Regions from separate parts of the Mus musculus genome. Here region 2 is linked to region 1. The links are chromatin loops, found by intact Hi-C in ENCODE. Cell type or tissue: left cerebral cortex. All regions are shown on one strand.

Region 1 (8,000 bases):
CCCTGCATGTTCTTATGGAACCGTTGTGTCATTCCATCCACTTACATGCCTGAGCCTTGTGTTTACATCTAGACAGAAAAAGGGAAATTAAACCTTACTCTGGTTTTTATAACCTTTTATTTCCTGAGGGAGGACTTTCCAAGAAAGATTTCATCTTTCATTGAAAACTAATCTTGTGGCTTCTGTGTTAATCCTTTGCTGTCCCATAGTTCTCTTTGTTTTTCTCTACCTTCCTTCATGCCTAAATTACATGGGGCATTGGGAGTGTGGGGGAAAGGCACAGATTTTCTTCCACAATTGCAGGTCTTATCCATCTCTTCTTTTTCAGACCTGTTTCGTAGATTGTTTAATAGAACAGACGCATCCGGAAATCAGAAAGCGCTATGACCAAGACGTAAGTAGAACTTGGGCTGAGCGCAAGGGGAATGCCTTGCCCCTCCGGTCCCTCAGCTGCACTCATCAACAGGGGTGTCTTCCGACGGCTGCTGTGTGATTGGAATCTATTAATAGGCGTAAGCTTTCTCAAGAGCATGGAGGATGTTAACCTGCATTATTTTTAGGTGATCCGTTCTGCATTTGGGATCCCTTTTCAGGATGTATCCTGACTTTTATAGTTTCCTCTTTTCTATCATTTTATTAATAGCCTGCTCTATAAATATCCTACAGTCAGTTGGGCCTTGTTATTTTCATGGTAAATTTAAATGCCTGTGAACAAGGCCAACTGTGGCGGCAACTCTCAGTGCAATAAATGTTCAGACTCTGCCAGATTGACTGTTTTGACGTGTGAGACTTGAGGCTGGCACGTATCTCCCTTTACCACTCCTAAGATCCAGTGCAGTGTGTACAGCCTGGCTCTCCAGCCACTCGTGACTGCAGTGTCCACTTACTCCCACCCCTGCACGCATGCAGCAACCTCTTCCATGTGGGAGGGCACTGGTCTCGTTGACTGGAGTTACTCTGCGGACACTCTGCTGTCTTGAGTCTAGTTTTCTTCCTGAGGAAGCGCCTGGAGTTGGGAGGAGGTGAGCGAGGTGATTGATGGCCTGCGTATGGGAGAGAAGTCTGAATTCAGGTGCTAACATCACTAAATGTTTTTCAGCTATGCTATACTGACATCCTCTTCACAGAACAAGAGGTAAGTGAGTGTGTCTTGGGAAATCAGACTTTGCCTACACAGACCCACCAGCCATAGTTTTGTAGAGACTGGGGAGGCCTTTTCCGGAGCACCTCCATTTAGTCTTGCCTTATGCTTCTCTCCTGCCGCTTTCTGTCATTCCATAATGAGAACTGGGAAGGCAAGCTGAGTACGGGGGCAGAGCCTCCCAGCCCTTGAATATATTCAACAAATACTGAGAGGTGATGTTCATACTTGTAAAACTCTATGTGATCTCTACAATATCCCACAGTTCCTAAGATGTCTCCTGTGGGACCATCTGCTTCCAGGAGGGGCTTCTCTGTGAAGGGCTGAGGTCCAGTGTGCCGCTTGTCTCTTTCAGCCTGAATCTGTCCCCTCCTTTATCATCTGTCCCTTTTTTCCCTAAAGAACTCTGTGGAAGGCTCTCATACGTGCACAAAGTTAACTAAAGGAATTGAGGGCAGTGTTCCACAGGATAAGCCATCCCAGTAGCGCTGTTAGTGTTGTAACAGTTACTGTTGGAGTGAGGCAGAGCACCACTGTTCACAGGATAAGCCATCCTAGTTGCATTGTTAGTGTTGTAACAGTTACTGTTGGAGTGAGGCAGGGTTTTGTTTGGGTTTTGCTTCTTTCAGTGGTTCCATGCTGACCTCAGACTCCACATCATTTGCCGCAGCCTCATCAGTGCTGCTGTTAGAGGCCTCATTGTGGGTTTCAGAGGTTTTTCCCTTCCCTCCCTCCCTCCCTCCCTCCCTCCCTCCCTCCCTCCCTCCCTCTTTCTTTCTCTCTTTCTCTCTCTCTCTCTCTCTCTCTCTCTCTCTCTCTCTCTCTCTCTTTCTTTCTTCCTTTAAGGTGGTTGTGGGTGAGATAGGGTCTCTCTCTATAGTCCTGTCTTGGAATTTGCTATGTAAACCATGCTGACCTTGAACTCACAGAGATCCTCCTGCCTCTGCCTCCTAAGTGTTGGCATTAATGGTATACCACAGTACGAGTGCCCAGCTTTCCCCCCTTTTAAAATACTTATTTCCTATGAGAACTTCTAAATATTTCTTTCCTTTAAAAACAAAACCAAGGGCTGGAGAGATGGCTCAGAGGTTGAGAGCACTGACTGCTCTTCTAGAGGTGCTGAGTTCAATTCTCAGCAACCACATGGTGGCTCACAACCATCTGTAATGGAATCTGATGCCCTCTTCTGGTGTGTCTGAAGACAGCTACAGTGTACTCATATGCATAAAACAAACAAACAAAGAAACAAACAAAAAGCCCTAAACCCAGATTGTTTCTTTTTATTTTTATGACACTCACCTGCTTTGTTTCCAATGAAGGAGGTGAGAACCTGGGGTCTGTGGCCTCTGAGCTTACATCATTGCTTGCTCTTCTCATTTTTCTTTTTTTTTAACTAATTGCCCTTCAATACTGATTAAGGCACATTACCTTGCTTGCTGATGTACAAGGTAGAACAGACCTGTAATCCCAGCTACTCCAAAGGCCCCATCAGAAATTCAAATCCAGCTTTGTGTAGTAGCTCATACCTTTAGTCCCAGGACTGGGAGGCAGGACAGGTGGATGGGTCTCTGAGTTAGAGGCCAGCCAGAAAGGAAGTTATTCGAAGCCTAACTACCAGGGTTACAGAACAAGGATGAGGTCAGCCTGAACAACTTAGTGAGACTTTGTCTCAAAATAAAACTTCAGAGCTAAGGGTATTGATCACCTAGTATGTGAGATATTCAATTCCTAATATTCCTTGCCCCGCCCCCCAAAATTAGTTTTGGGACCGGAAATGTAATTCTGTGGTAGAATACTTGCTTAGTATGTACATATTCTGAGTTTATTCTCTAGCACTGTAAAAAAAAGTATGTGTGCACAGGCCTCTAATCCCAGCACTCAGAGGCAGAGAGATCTCTGTAAGTTTGAGAGCAGCCTGGTCTAAAAGCCAGTTCCAGGACAGCCAGAGAAACCCTGTCTTAAAAACAAAAAACAAACCAAACAAAAAATGTGTGTGTGTGTGTGTGTGTGTGTGTGTGTGATATCTAAAAAATCATGTCAGAGGTCTAGATAAAAAGAAAGAATTACACCCACTACAAGGAGAACCATTTGTATGATCAGTTAGCAGCTGATAAACCCCAGGAGCTGAGGGATTCCTTTGGTCGGGGATAAGTCCTGAGTATCTGTCTGTGGATTTCAGAGAGGCGTCGGCATCAAGAGCACTCCGGTGACGGTGGTGCTGCCGGACACCAAAGGGAAGTCTTACCTCTTCAACATCATGGACACGCCAGGTGGGCCCCTTGACCTTTACTGTCACAGCCTTGTCCACGCTCTGTTTGTGTTCCGTTTCCGCAGTACGGAGTGTTCTTGGTGTTTGTATTCTTGTTCAAGGGTTTCCTTTTCTTTGACACAATAGTAGTCTCCTGGCCTTTGATGTCACATCCATCTTTACAAACCCTGTGGAATTTTAAATTTTAGGAACTTTGTGTGCACACTGATTTCAGTTTATGTTAGGCCCCAGGCCTAGCCATGATGAAATAAAGGTGAGTCAGACCTAACCCCAAAGAAGTGGACAAAGTGTGTCAGGGTGCCGTGGCCCTGCCACCAGCTGTTTCTTTCGTGGAAAGGGCTGACTTGATGCATAAGTGTTTGATTTAATGTCTGGGCAATCTGGGATCTGGCAGACTTGCCTTCAGTGCCCCATCAGGTTCCCATGCCTGGCACTCTGGTGCCCCGGCCACCCCGTCCTCTAGCTGTGCCTTGCCTGGAGCGGCTCGCCATGCTTCCTAGGCCTTCCTTTGCCATTCCCCTGTCTCCAGATCATCATAGCTCCTGCACTGTTGGGTACCTGTCAGACTAAATTGGTGTGCCGACTGCTTTACCGTCTCTATGTGGAGACTTGTATAAAACTTTAATCCCAGGATGGGACTCAAATGGGAGAAGTTTATACACTGTGAGGTGCTGTGGGCAGGAAGAAGGATATTTGGAGTTCATAGGACTGGTTCCTTGGGTCACCCTAGAAGCTAACTGCCTCCTTCCACCAAACGATAGCTGGATATTTGCTTTTCAGGTCATGTGAATTTTTCTGATGAGGTCACAGCTGGCTTGCGCATCTCAGATGGAGTGGTCCTTTTCATTGATGCTGCTGAGGGGGTAAGTTTGTCTGGGCTCTTAGAAACTAGTCCCCTGTTAACATGCCCCTACTAATTCTTCTGAGAGCCAGGACACATGCAAGTTTGTAGGCTCAGGGTTTCTCCAAGTTTAGGGAAGTAAGCGACATTCAGAGTTAAAGATTGTACTTGAAAGTCTATGTTTCTAAACTGAAAGATTGGATATGCTAATAACTTCATTCATACCATTCCGCATGAGACACCAGCAGAGGGAGCCAGAGGCGCCTTATTAAATACTGTTCCGACTTAGTCAAACCTTGTACAAGGAACTCATTCTTGTCTGTGTATGATTTATCTCTATACTAGAAACATGTTCTCTTGAGTCTGTTCCTGTGAGTTGTAGGAAAGTATTTACAGACTGTTTTCTTTCTTTGTTTTTTGTTTTTACTGAGATGAGATCTCACTGTGGGGCTGTCAAGTAGGTTAGTTCTTACGGCACTTGCTGCCAAGCCTGGCTACCTGAGATCAGTCTCTGAGCTTACGTATGGTAGAAGCAGAGAAGCAGCTTCCAAAAGTCCTCTGACATCCATACCACACCATTACAGGAACGTACGCACGCATAAAGATAAATGTAAATTTAAAGCTAAAAAGAGACTGGCAAAGGTTTAACCCCAGCACTTGGGAGGCAGAGGCAGGTGAGTCTCTTAATTTGAGACCAGCCTAATCTATAAAGCGAGTTCCAGGACAGCCAGGGCTACACAGAGAAACCCTGTCTCGAGAAACCATAAAGAAAAAAGAAAAAAAAATTAAAAAGAAATCTCGCTGTGTGGCTCAGGTTGGCCTAGAACTTACTGTCTAGCCCAGGTCTGCCTTCTGAGTGCTGGGATTGAAGATGTGCACCTCTCCACCCAGCATATCCTCATACCTGAGACTCTGGCTGACCCATCTGGGCTCTCAGGTTCCTGTGGCTGACTCTTTCACCCTTTGACATAGCTCGGGTTTTAGTACTTGCTTGTTTTTTTCCACTTTCCCTGCTCTGGTCCTAACACCAGCCATTTCTTCAATGAGTTCTGGCTTCCTATATAGGGGAGACCACTATTTAGAAACAAAGATCTGGGGGTGCTCATTGCTGCTGTGATCCTTCACTTCTAGGCCCATTCACTGAGCACAACTATCTAATGCACACCCACACACCTGTCACTTTTCTGCACAGGGGTGTTAAAAGCATCAGACATTCAAAGTGAATGTAGCTTTGTGTGCCTGTAATCACAGCACTTTGGAAGTAAGAAGATTACTAGAAATCCGAGGCAACCTGAGGCTGCAAACCAAGGCCTTGTCTAAGTAAATAAGTGAAGAAAGAAAGAAAGAAAGAAAGAAAGAAAGAAAGAAAGAAAGAAAGAAAGAAAGAAAGAAAGAAAAGAAAAGAAAAGAAAAGAAAAGAAAAGAAAGAGAGAGAGAGAAAAAGTGACAACAAGCAATAAATGGCTTATTCATCCAGGCATGGGCGGATACCTGTCGTCATAATGGCTCTGTAGGCCAAGGCAGGAAGGAAGACAGCAGATTTACACAAGTTCGTAATGCCCTGTGTCAGAATAGACTAAAAAGGCCTGGGGATGTAGCTCAGACAAGGCTCTGGGTTTAATCCTTAGGATCACAGCAAAAAGAAAAAAGAGATTGTACATCATTCATCCTAATACTTCTAAATCCAATAAGTTCTTCCTAGCCTTCTAAGTCCCTTCTCTGGTGCTGAGACGCCTGGGTCTCCAGTCCTCGTCGTATTTACTTGCTTCTCTGTGCTGCTGAGTAGGTACCCTCTTATCAGTTCTGCATCTGCCGTGGGCATGATCTTCCAGCTGACACTTCACCAGGTCCTCCCCCTTGTACTGAGTGTGCTGAGCGTGTTCTCTTTGGTTCTGCTGTAGATTTTGTGCCCTCTGCTCTTCATACCACCTCTAGACCCTTGTGTTTCTCAGGTGATGCTGAACACAGAGCGGCTGATCAAGCACGCAGTGCAGGAAAGGTTAGCAGTCACCGTGTGTATCAACAAAATCGACCGGCTGATCTTGGAGCTGAAGCTGCCTCCAACAGATGCTTATTACAAGCTGCGACACATTGTGGATGAGGTCAATGGATTAATAAGGTACAAGACCCTGCAGAGACCCTGAGGATTTCCTGTCTTTAGGAGAGTCTGGCTTTTATAAATCTTAATTTTACCCTTGAGCAACTTTTTGGTGTGTGTTGATGAGTTTGTCGGACAACTCAGACAGTACACGTCAGGTTTCTACAGGATTGACTCCAAGCGTAGTCTTATCAGCTCAGTGTCTTAACCAGTCGTGCTGTTTAACACACTTCTGGCTTTGTTGTTAATAGGATCTAAACAAGTCTCACCGTTACCTCAGACCAGCCGTGTTAGGTTGGGTTGCATATTTAAAGCTTTGTTTGTTGTTTATTTGTTGATTTTATGTGTCTGAATGGATCGTATGTATGTGTACCTTGTACGTGCCTGATACCTACAGAAGTCGTAAGTAAGGTGTTAGAGTCTCTAACGGGTCAGAGAGTGGAGAGCGTCTGTGTAAGTGCTGGGACTGAACCTGGGTCCCGTGCAAGAGAAATAACACTGCTCTACATTCTGAGCCATCTCTCAGCCCCAGAGCTCGTGGGTTGTTGCTTGTTTTATGCGTTGGGTGTCTTGCCTGTGCACCATGTTCTGCTTTTGCCCACAAAACCTCAGAAATTAAAGTGGAAAATAAGAGGGTGACACTAAGTGTCACCTGGTCTCTCTGTCTGCGTGCATCCACATACACAGAATACACACCAAACAGTAGTTTGATTTGAATGCCTGAGGTGGTCATAATGGTCCACACCTATAGTCCTGGCACTCAGAAGGCTGCAGCAGAATTGCCAGGAGTTTGAGGTTAACATGGGCTGCAGAATGAGACACTATCAGAAAACACCAAGGCTGGCAGGCTGGATCAGCAGGTAAGGGACTTGCCTATCTGTATCTTGTTCAATCCTCAGAGCCCAGGTAGAGATGGGGGGGGGGGGACAGACTGCACAGAGTTGCTTTCTGACCACTCTCCTATTGGCGTGTGCACACCATACACATCTATCTGCTTCATAAGACGGTAAAAGATTGAGACTCACGTTGACAAGTGTGGACCCGAGTTAGCAGTCTGGCTGTGCACTGCTGGTACTCAGTGGCACCTGGAGAGCTCTGATGGCCCAAGGAGACGTCCTGATCCTTGAGCCCCTGCCTCAGCCCCCCAAATGCTGCGATTACAGGACTACACCTCCACTCCTGGATTCTTCTGAATGGCTTGTTTGTTTGTTTGTTTTTCGAGACAGGGTTTTTCTGTATAGCCCTGGCTGTCCTGGAACTCACTCTGTAGACCAGGCTGGCCTTGAACTCAGAAATCCGCCTGCCTCTGCCTCCCAAGTGCTGCGATAAAGGCTGTAGCTATCTTCAGACACCCCAGAAGAGCGTGTCAGATCTTGTTACAGATGGTTGCAAGCCACCATGTGGTTCCTGGGATTTGAACTCAGGACCTTTGGAAGCGCAGTCAGTGCTTTTAATCGCTGAGCCATTTCACCAGCTCTCTGAATGGCTTTTAAGTTTCAGGGGTATAGCTTGTCATACAGCACTTGCTTACTGTGTGCAGGGCCTAGTTTTGCTTCTTCAAAATTGTGAAATGAAAGTTTCAGCATGAGGCCAGGTGGTGGCACAGGCCTTTAATCCCAGCTCTCAGAGGCTGATGGATCTCTTCAAAACC
Region 2 (8,000 bases), 130 kb after region 1:
CACTTGGGCAAGATAGAGGGTAGAAGTACCACTACATGCCTGAAGCCAGTCAAGTCTACACGCCGAGACTCTATAAAACACACAAAATCAGAAAGAAAAAAACCAAACCCTAGTGTTTATGACTTTAGTAGTAGGGTGGGTGGTAGAAAACCAACACAGGTGACCTCTGGTTCCTGATAATGCAGGGCAAAGGTGAAAGGGCACCAAACGGACAAATTGGGGATCAATAAGTCATGGGATTCACTCCTACCGGCTAGGTGTTGGCAGTTTACAAAGGCTCGCAGGCAGTGTGCCCTGTTCTGTCAACTCAGTAACCAGTGGTGCCATTGAAGAGCAGGCAGGCTGGATGCCAGACCTAATAGCCTCATATTCCCCAAAGAAGCTGCTGGAGACCCACAGTCCCAGCTCCACTGGCGGCTATCCTAGGACCCAAGCAAAACGCAGCCCTTTCTCCTCGGTTAACGGCCCCATTAATTACTTTTGGGGGATAATTTCTTGTCTTTCTAATTAACCAAGACAGTGATTAAAATCAAGTCCCCCATAGAATTCCTTGAATTGAGAGTGTCAGGAAGTGCCAGGAAACTTTTCTTAGCTCCTGCTTGGGCACAGATAAATACCACTTAAAGAGCAGCTTTGGGAGAAACACCCAGAGTAGCAGCTCCCACTGTCCAAGAGGAACAGGGAGATAGAGTCCATCAATCTGCCTGTTTGTCAGTTTCAGAGAGTTTGGCATTTCTGAAAAAAAAAAAAAAAAACGGTAGGCAGCTGTCAAACTGCCCACCCCAAACTGCTACTGAATCAGAAGGAAGAGGACACTGAACCTCGGTGTGGAGCAGCCAGAAGATGCAGGAGCCAAGCTTCTGCATGGGGTCCTGGCTCCGAAGCAGCCTAGGCCCGGGGCAGGCTCTGCACTTGCACTTGGATGCACTTCTGTCTCCGGAGAGATCCAAGGCCTGAGCCCTGGAACTAGGCGGGGGCAACCGAAGCTGAGCCTGCTTCCTGCCACAGAGAAGCGAGCAGATGCTGCCTCCGAGGGAGCCGTGGGGAAGTGTTTATAGAGGGAGGGATTGCAATTAGACGAGGGAAAGCTACCACACTGACCTTTCCGTGTTCTTGACTCTGTTCCTGGACGTGTTCCCTCAAGGGAAGGGAAAAATAGGTTAAAGGATGTGAGGAAGCTGTGGGGGGCAAGGAACTGGGCCCCAGCAGGGCGAGCCGCTTCAAGACCGCCTCCCTTTTCTTCCTGCTGTTGGGAGGGCTGCGGAAGCTGGGCTCTCAGGCTGGGAGCTGGGGCGATCCTGGCAGGGCCTCCCGGGGCTATGATGAAAGTGGGCCCTCTGATGATCCTGGGGTCTCACTCCAGAAGAAGGAAAGCAGAGCAGAGCAAAAATGCCTTGAGGTTACCCGGGCCCAGGTGGGAACTGGCGCTGTGCTACGGTGAGGAGAGTGAGCCCAGAGAAACTAAAACTGTCAAGACCCCTCCACCCACTAGCGCATGACAGCTTTTTTTTTTTTTTTTTTTTTTCAAAACAGGGTGTCTCAGAACTCACTCTGTAGACAGGTCGGCCTTGAACTCACAGACATCCATGCGTCTGTCTCTGCCTCCTGAGTGCTGGGACTAAAGACATGCGCCACCATGTTCAGTGAAAGCTTTTTTTATGTTCTAGATGCTCCTGCCAATCCAGACTACTTTCTAGGACCAGGGTGAAGACACAGCACATTTGATTCCCAGTGCCTATTACGTGAGGCGAAACCAATATTGAAATCAAGATGGCTCAGCTGTTAAGTGTGTAACTGCTCTCGCAGAGTCAGTTCCCAGAACCCACACCGGGCAACTCACATCTGCATGTAACTCTAGCTCCCCCCGCCCCCCCCCCCCCCGCGGTCTTGTGACCTCTGACCTTCTACAGCACCTGCACGCATGCGCACATACCTACAGATGCATCATAAACATGAAAAATAAATCTCAAAAAACAAAATGGAAAAAATACAGAAGACCTGGGGAGTAGCACACAGATAACAAAACTCATCTCCAGAATTCCAAAAGGATTGTATTGTATTAAAGCAAAGGAAAAAATGTATTTTCATTTTTTTGTTTGTTTGTTTATTTGTTTTGGGATTCAAACTCAGGGTTTGGTGTGTGTTAGCAAGCACTCTGAGCAAAAACCTGAGCCTAGGAGGGGAGGAGGTCTTATTCATTCGTTTTCAAATTGTGTTTAAAGTCCTGGGAGACCCGATGACTGCTTCTATTAGGAAGAGCCCAGGGACTAAGGAACAGAATTTGGGGGCAATCCTGTCTATTGTATATCTTACCAAATTCTGAATTTAAATCTATTAAGCAGAAGCAAGTACCCCCACCCCACCCCACATTCAAACTCCTAGGCCAGGGCTGTGGAAAGGCGTCAGGCAAGTCCTGCAGTCTGTCTGGATGTGGTCTGAGATTGGACCACACACAGATCTGAAGGTTGAGTTCTTCTTCTCAGTTCAGCTTGATAAAGACATCGTGGCCTTCAATGAGCCTTGGCTCTCTTTTTTTTTATCTTTATTTAATTAGCCATTTCAGTTTTTTCCTGCTACTGAAGATTGAACTTGGGCCCTCGTGTCTGCTAGGCAAGCACTCTACCACTGAGCCATGTACCCCACCAAAGCCTGAGCTATCTATGGGGATGCGCATGGTTCTAAGCCCAGAAAAGAAGGAAAAGCCAAGGAAGCATTTGGGAGAGGACTGTGGTGAGATGCTACAGTCCCCCTCCTCCACCGTGCAATCTGTAGATTCATTCCCAGGCCAAGAGCTGCTCCTGGCCAGCAAGCCAGGAACATTTGCATATTTTATCGGGGCCAGGACAGCCCGCAGGCAGCCCCTGGCCCAGGCCACAGTGAACGCTTGAGCACTGTGACTGAGCCACAGCGGGGAGATAGGGCTGTGCAGAACTACGGACGCTAAGCATTCGTGTAGCTGAAGAGCTGAATGGACAGGAAGCACCAGTTTGGGTGGGTGACAGAATGACCAGAGTTGTCACAGGCTGCCCTGAGAAGCATCTGCTGCCCCCTGGAGCAGAATGACCTAGCTGCGGCTTTCATTCTTGCGCCTTTTTACACAAAAGACTGAAGCACAGCTGCTACACGTGCGTCTGCAGAGAAGACACGGGGGCTACGGGAAGGCTTCCGTCATCTACCACCTACGGAAGCTTTTGGTACCTAGCCCGGCTGCTACATCATACCAGCCTTGTCTGCCACCTTGTGGTTAAATGTCACCTCTGCATTTAGTGACAACAGGTAAGCACCTTGTTCTCGATCCCACAGAAAGCCGGTTTAATGCTCTTGAATAGCGATGAGTACACGTCCATTTTGGACTCCCCAAGGAGTGTAAACTACAACCAGGGTGGTACCTGTGGGAGAGGCCTGTGTCCCCGGGTGGAAGACCCATCGGGCGCCTAGGTCAAGTCAGAGAGAGCAGACTACAGTGAGATGAAGTCTCCTCTTGCCAGATCAGGAAATTCTTTTACAATCTCTTGGATCCTTGGAAGATCTTGACACACCCAGGGGCTATCCCATCTGGATCAAGCCCCTAAAATAGAGTAGGGGAAACCCCAGGCAGAGAGGAGCAGGGTGTAAGATCTCTTGCCGCCAGCTGATTCTATAACAACAGTTCTAGGGTAAACGTATCCCAACAGCAAGCAGCTCTTTTAGAGTGTGAGGACACACACACACACACACACACACAATTGACAATTAAGTCAAACTGGGCTGGACTATGGGCCTTGATGCTCTGTCTGGAGACTGTGAAAGTTAGCATGACTCTTTGTCATTCCCCCAGCAGGGCAGAGCTATATGAAGATTAGGTGAATCCTAGCACAGAATAAACCCCCTAAAGAGTGGCCAGCAGCTTCAGGATTACTTCCTCGTTTTTAAGATGGGGCCATAACAACCATTAAGTTAGCTGGGGAATAGCTGTTCTGTATTAATTAAAATGTTCCTGGTCCTTGCCTAATCCTTCAGCCACAGCCCACACTTTGGCTATTTGCTACTCTGCCTTTCCACAACCTCCCATCCTACAGAGCAGTGGAATAATTGAACATTTCCGTCTTAAGGAAGCCTACAGGACCACCACTCCTCTAGAAGGTGACATTCCTACTCAAGGCCACCAAGCTCTACTCCACAGGACCTGGGGACCCTCACTCCCCAGGGTCAGGCTTTGGTCTGGAGGCTGCTGCTCCCTCAGCCTTCTCTACTGCTGTTTCCTTGAAGTGGCATAGCAGAGACTTGAGGCCAGAGCATGACGGGCACCGGTACTCATTGCTTGGGGAGCCCTTGGCCATCTAAGGGGGACCTACTAGGAAGGCACAGGACCCCCTGGAGGGGCAGAGCCTGGAGACTCCACCTCAGCCTCTAGGAAAGCACACCCCAGCCTCCACACAGGTCAACCAGGCCAAGATGGGGTAGACTGTTAATGAGACTTCCTATTTCTTCCAGTTACTCTGAGAGTGCCCTCTAAGGATGGTCTCTGCAAGGAAGGCTGTGTGCACACCACAAACTCACGCAGTGAATACCAGGAAGCTATGCTGGCAGCACCATCTCCCTTATCCAACCGGGGTCCTAATCATGTATGTGTGTGTGTATGTGTGGTATATATATATTCATATATGTGTGTGTATGACATATACATGAACATACACATACATGTATGTATATGTGAGTATGTTCATGCATGTATATATACATGTGTGTATATATGTATGTTCATGTATGTTATATATCATTTCGTGTGTGTGTATATATATATATATATATATATATATATATATATGTACTTATTTTTTAATGTGGAACTTACTGTGATACTCAGATTGGCCTTGAACTTCTAGGCTGAAACAGTCCTCCTGCTTTAGCTTTAGTTGGGATTTCAGACTTATGGCCTCTGCGCCCCGTTATATGCATCTGGGCTTTACTTTAATGATTCTTCTCTTGCCATTTAACTTTAAGGGCCTTGGATTCTCACAAAGGGGAAGGGGGAAGCAGCTGTCTGTAAGGATTTACAGATGACGGTGTGTGGGGTGCCCAGCCCAGGCTGGCCTAGAACATGAGACAATCCTCCTGCCTCACTCTCTTGAGTGCTGGGATCACAGTGTGAGCTATCATACCCAGCTCTGAGCTCCTCTTGCTAAGCTCCGGAGTTGAGTTGGCTTTGCCTCTAATCCCAAGATGGCCCTGGACTTCAGAAAGACCTGGAAAGAAAGGCTAAACCTCACTCTGGGCTGAAGACAGCACAGAGCCTACCGTTAGCAGCTGGTGGCTTAGACTGTTTTGCTGCATTGAAGAGGGAAGATGGGCAGGAATTTGAGATCCTCCTGCCTCAGCCGAGTTCTGGGGTGAATTGTGGGCGATTGCACTGTGCTAGCATGCTCATTTGACCATTTGTAGGACTTGTTTGTACTGTAGTACTGTGTCACCACACATTGCCTGGAGTCATCTACTCTGCCCCCTTTTGGCCCAATTCACGTTGTTTCTGATGGCCTTCTGGAGGACGTAGCTCAGTTGGTAGATCCAAGCCCTGGGTTCGAGTCCCAGTTTGGCATAAAACCGGGTGTGGTGGCACATGCCTGTAATCTTTGCACTGGGGAGATGGAAACAGGAAAATCAAAATTCAAAGGTCATCTTTGGCTACATAGCAAGTTCAAGGCTGCATAGGACCCTTGCCTTGGCCTCCGTTTATGAAAACAAGGGCGCTCCTACCCCAGCTCAGAACAAATCCAACAAACTCATTGGCTTTGCAAGGGATTCTACTATTTCTGAACTTCTAACTCTAAAATCCCCATAAAAAGTGATGTGGTAGCCTGGTGTGGTGATACACACCTTTATTCCCAGCATTTAGGAGGCAGAGATGGAGCTCTGTGAGTCGGGGGCTATCCTGGTCTACAACAGTGAGTCCTAAGCTAGGCAGATCTATCTATGTAGACCTTATCTTGTAAACAAACAAACAAACAAAAAACAAAACCAACAAAAAGGATGAGAATAAGGCAGGGGTGGGGGGTGGGGAGGGCATAGCATGGAAGGAACAGAGCGAGGGTCGCATGGTGCTAAGCTGCTCTCCAGGGCTATGGAAGAATAGTCTTAAACACTGTACTCACTGAGACTAAATAAACCAGAGGCTGCCGGTGAGTGCTCACCAAGACCTACTTCCTTTGTTTACTGAACACACTTTCCTACCCCACAAAGGTCTTACCACCTCTGGGGATTCTGTGAAGTCCTGACCTGCCTCTTTTAGATTGTCCAGGGCAGTTCTGGGCTCGCTGGGGCTGGGGCAGTCTCTGTAGCTTGTCCCAACCCTCTCTGCCTTTGCTGGACACAATGTAACTTACGTTTTTTTGCTTAGAAAACCCTCAATTACCTGCAATCAGATGAGAGAGATGGCTGAAAACCAAAAAGCAGATGTAGAAATGTCAATATCAGGATCTGGGGAAGGAGATCTTGGCTGCCAGGAGTTCCAGAATCAATCTGTCTTTAAATAGACTAAAAGCAGTTCTGAACTGAAAACCTCCAAGAAGACGTCATTGTGAAACGGGACAGAGTTTAGACACAGCTCAGGTTTGCCTCCAGGAATGGCTGTTCCCGACCCAGCAGCAGAAGGCCATATACTTGAGTCCTTTGACCCTCTGAGACTGCATGTAGAAAGACCATTAGAGAGGTTTGGTCGGGCCATTGTTTTCCTGTGTTATACAACGAGCTACATATGGTGAACCACGTCTGTAACTCCCAGCTCGGATCCCTTGTCTACATAATGAGTTATATGATGCTAGCTAGACTATACACTGCCTCCCTTTCCCTCTCCCTTCCCCTCCCCCCTCCCCTGTCTAGCATAATATCTGACGCATAATGACACTTAATTCACTTTTGTTGGAAGAAAAGATAGTGACATGCAGATGAACAACACAAGGAATACTTTACGTGTCTGTTCCAGTGAGACTCCCTGTGCCGATCTGAAGCTACCGGCATCACGAAAAGAAATGGTATCAGCTCTCATAAGCCAGCCCCAGTCAGTCCTAGCTCACCACTGAAAACACAAGACTGAGTGTTCCAAAAGTGTGACTTAATGGGAAAGCTGGCACCTGGGTTATTAGATTCCTTGAAAAGCTAAACGGAGTTATCATATGGCCAACAGTTCCACTCCTACGTATTTATTACCAGAGAACAGAAAACAGGCACTCAGGCAGGTATTCATTAGATGTTCTTTATAGGACTGCGCACATTAGCCAAAAAGTAGAGAACCCAAACAGACGTATAGGATGCGGAGATGCCTCCATAGTTAAGAGCAGGCACTGACCCTCTAGTGGACCTGAATTTGGTTCCCAGTACCAGGGGATCTGAGGTGTCTGACACCTGCACATACCAACACACAGATACACACACATAACTAAATATACGTCTTGGCCAGGCGGTGGCAGCACATGTTCTTAATCCCAGCACTCAGGAGTCAGAGGCAGGCAGGTCTCTGTGAGTTGGAGCCAGCCTGGTCTCCAGACCATGTGTGGGAATTGAATCTGGAGCCTCTGTAAGGACAGCACACGCTCTTAACCACTGAGCCACCTCTCTAGCCCCTGAAATCATAGCTCAAAGGACACATCTGCCTTCTTCAAAAGTAAGTGCTGGAGGAAGGGATGGGGCATCAATCATCTTTTACGTGAATGTGGCAGATTGTTGGACAGCCACACATTCCTTTCACACTGGTGTACCCACGTGAACATGCCTGCTGCGGCTTCTCACCAGCAGACAGAGCCCACATTCATGAATCTTAAATCTAGCCTAGTTTCATCAGCAGCATATAGTAAGAAGTAAGATACGGGTTTACTCCAGAGCCTGGGTCTCGCAGCTTCCCTTTTGGAAAGGATGCCTTTGACTGTATAATCAGCTGGTCTGGCTTGTTGTAGACACAATGTGTATCTGTAACATATATGTTAGAAGTTTCTCATAACGTGTAGGAAGTCACATAGGGTCAGATGTAT

What was found. Hi-C counts contacts between places; a loop is a spot of excess contacts. Peaks named below come from ENCODE experiments on the same cell type or tissue, not always from the same donor. Only the 100,000 strongest peaks of a DNase experiment are listed, where the experiment ranks them.
Region 2: a loop joins it to region 1, with 7 times the contacts of the local background. A loop is called at or near these places in 4 of 42 quality-filtered maps.

What each region holds. Positions count from the first base shown.
Region 1 is chr11:102,860,981-102,868,980 of GRCm38, reverse strand. Eftud2 (elongation factor Tu GTP binding domain containing 2) reads left to right here. Exons shown (of 28, transcript NM_011431.3): 6 at 329-394; 7 at 1,100-1,135; 8 at 3,321-3,411; 9 at 4,191-4,273; 10 at 6,204-6,370. Among named protein-coding and RNA genes, the nearest start is that of Eftud2, 16 kb to the left of the region's middle. In left cerebral cortex, a CTCF peak has its summit at 4,499 (motif pointing right); DNase peaks (open chromatin) are centred at 772 and 4,507; H3K27ac peaks cover 359 bases.
Region 2 is chr11:102,734,601-102,742,600 of GRCm38, reverse strand. It overlaps the pseudogene Gm39501. Among named protein-coding and RNA genes, the nearest start is that of Adam11, 23 kb to the left of the region's middle. In left cerebral cortex, CTCF peaks have their summits at 3,243 (motif pointing left) and 7,449 (motif pointing right); DNase peaks (open chromatin) are centred at 346, 1,006, 2,768 and 3,195; H3K4me3 peaks cover 439 bases; H3K27ac peaks cover 1,193 bases.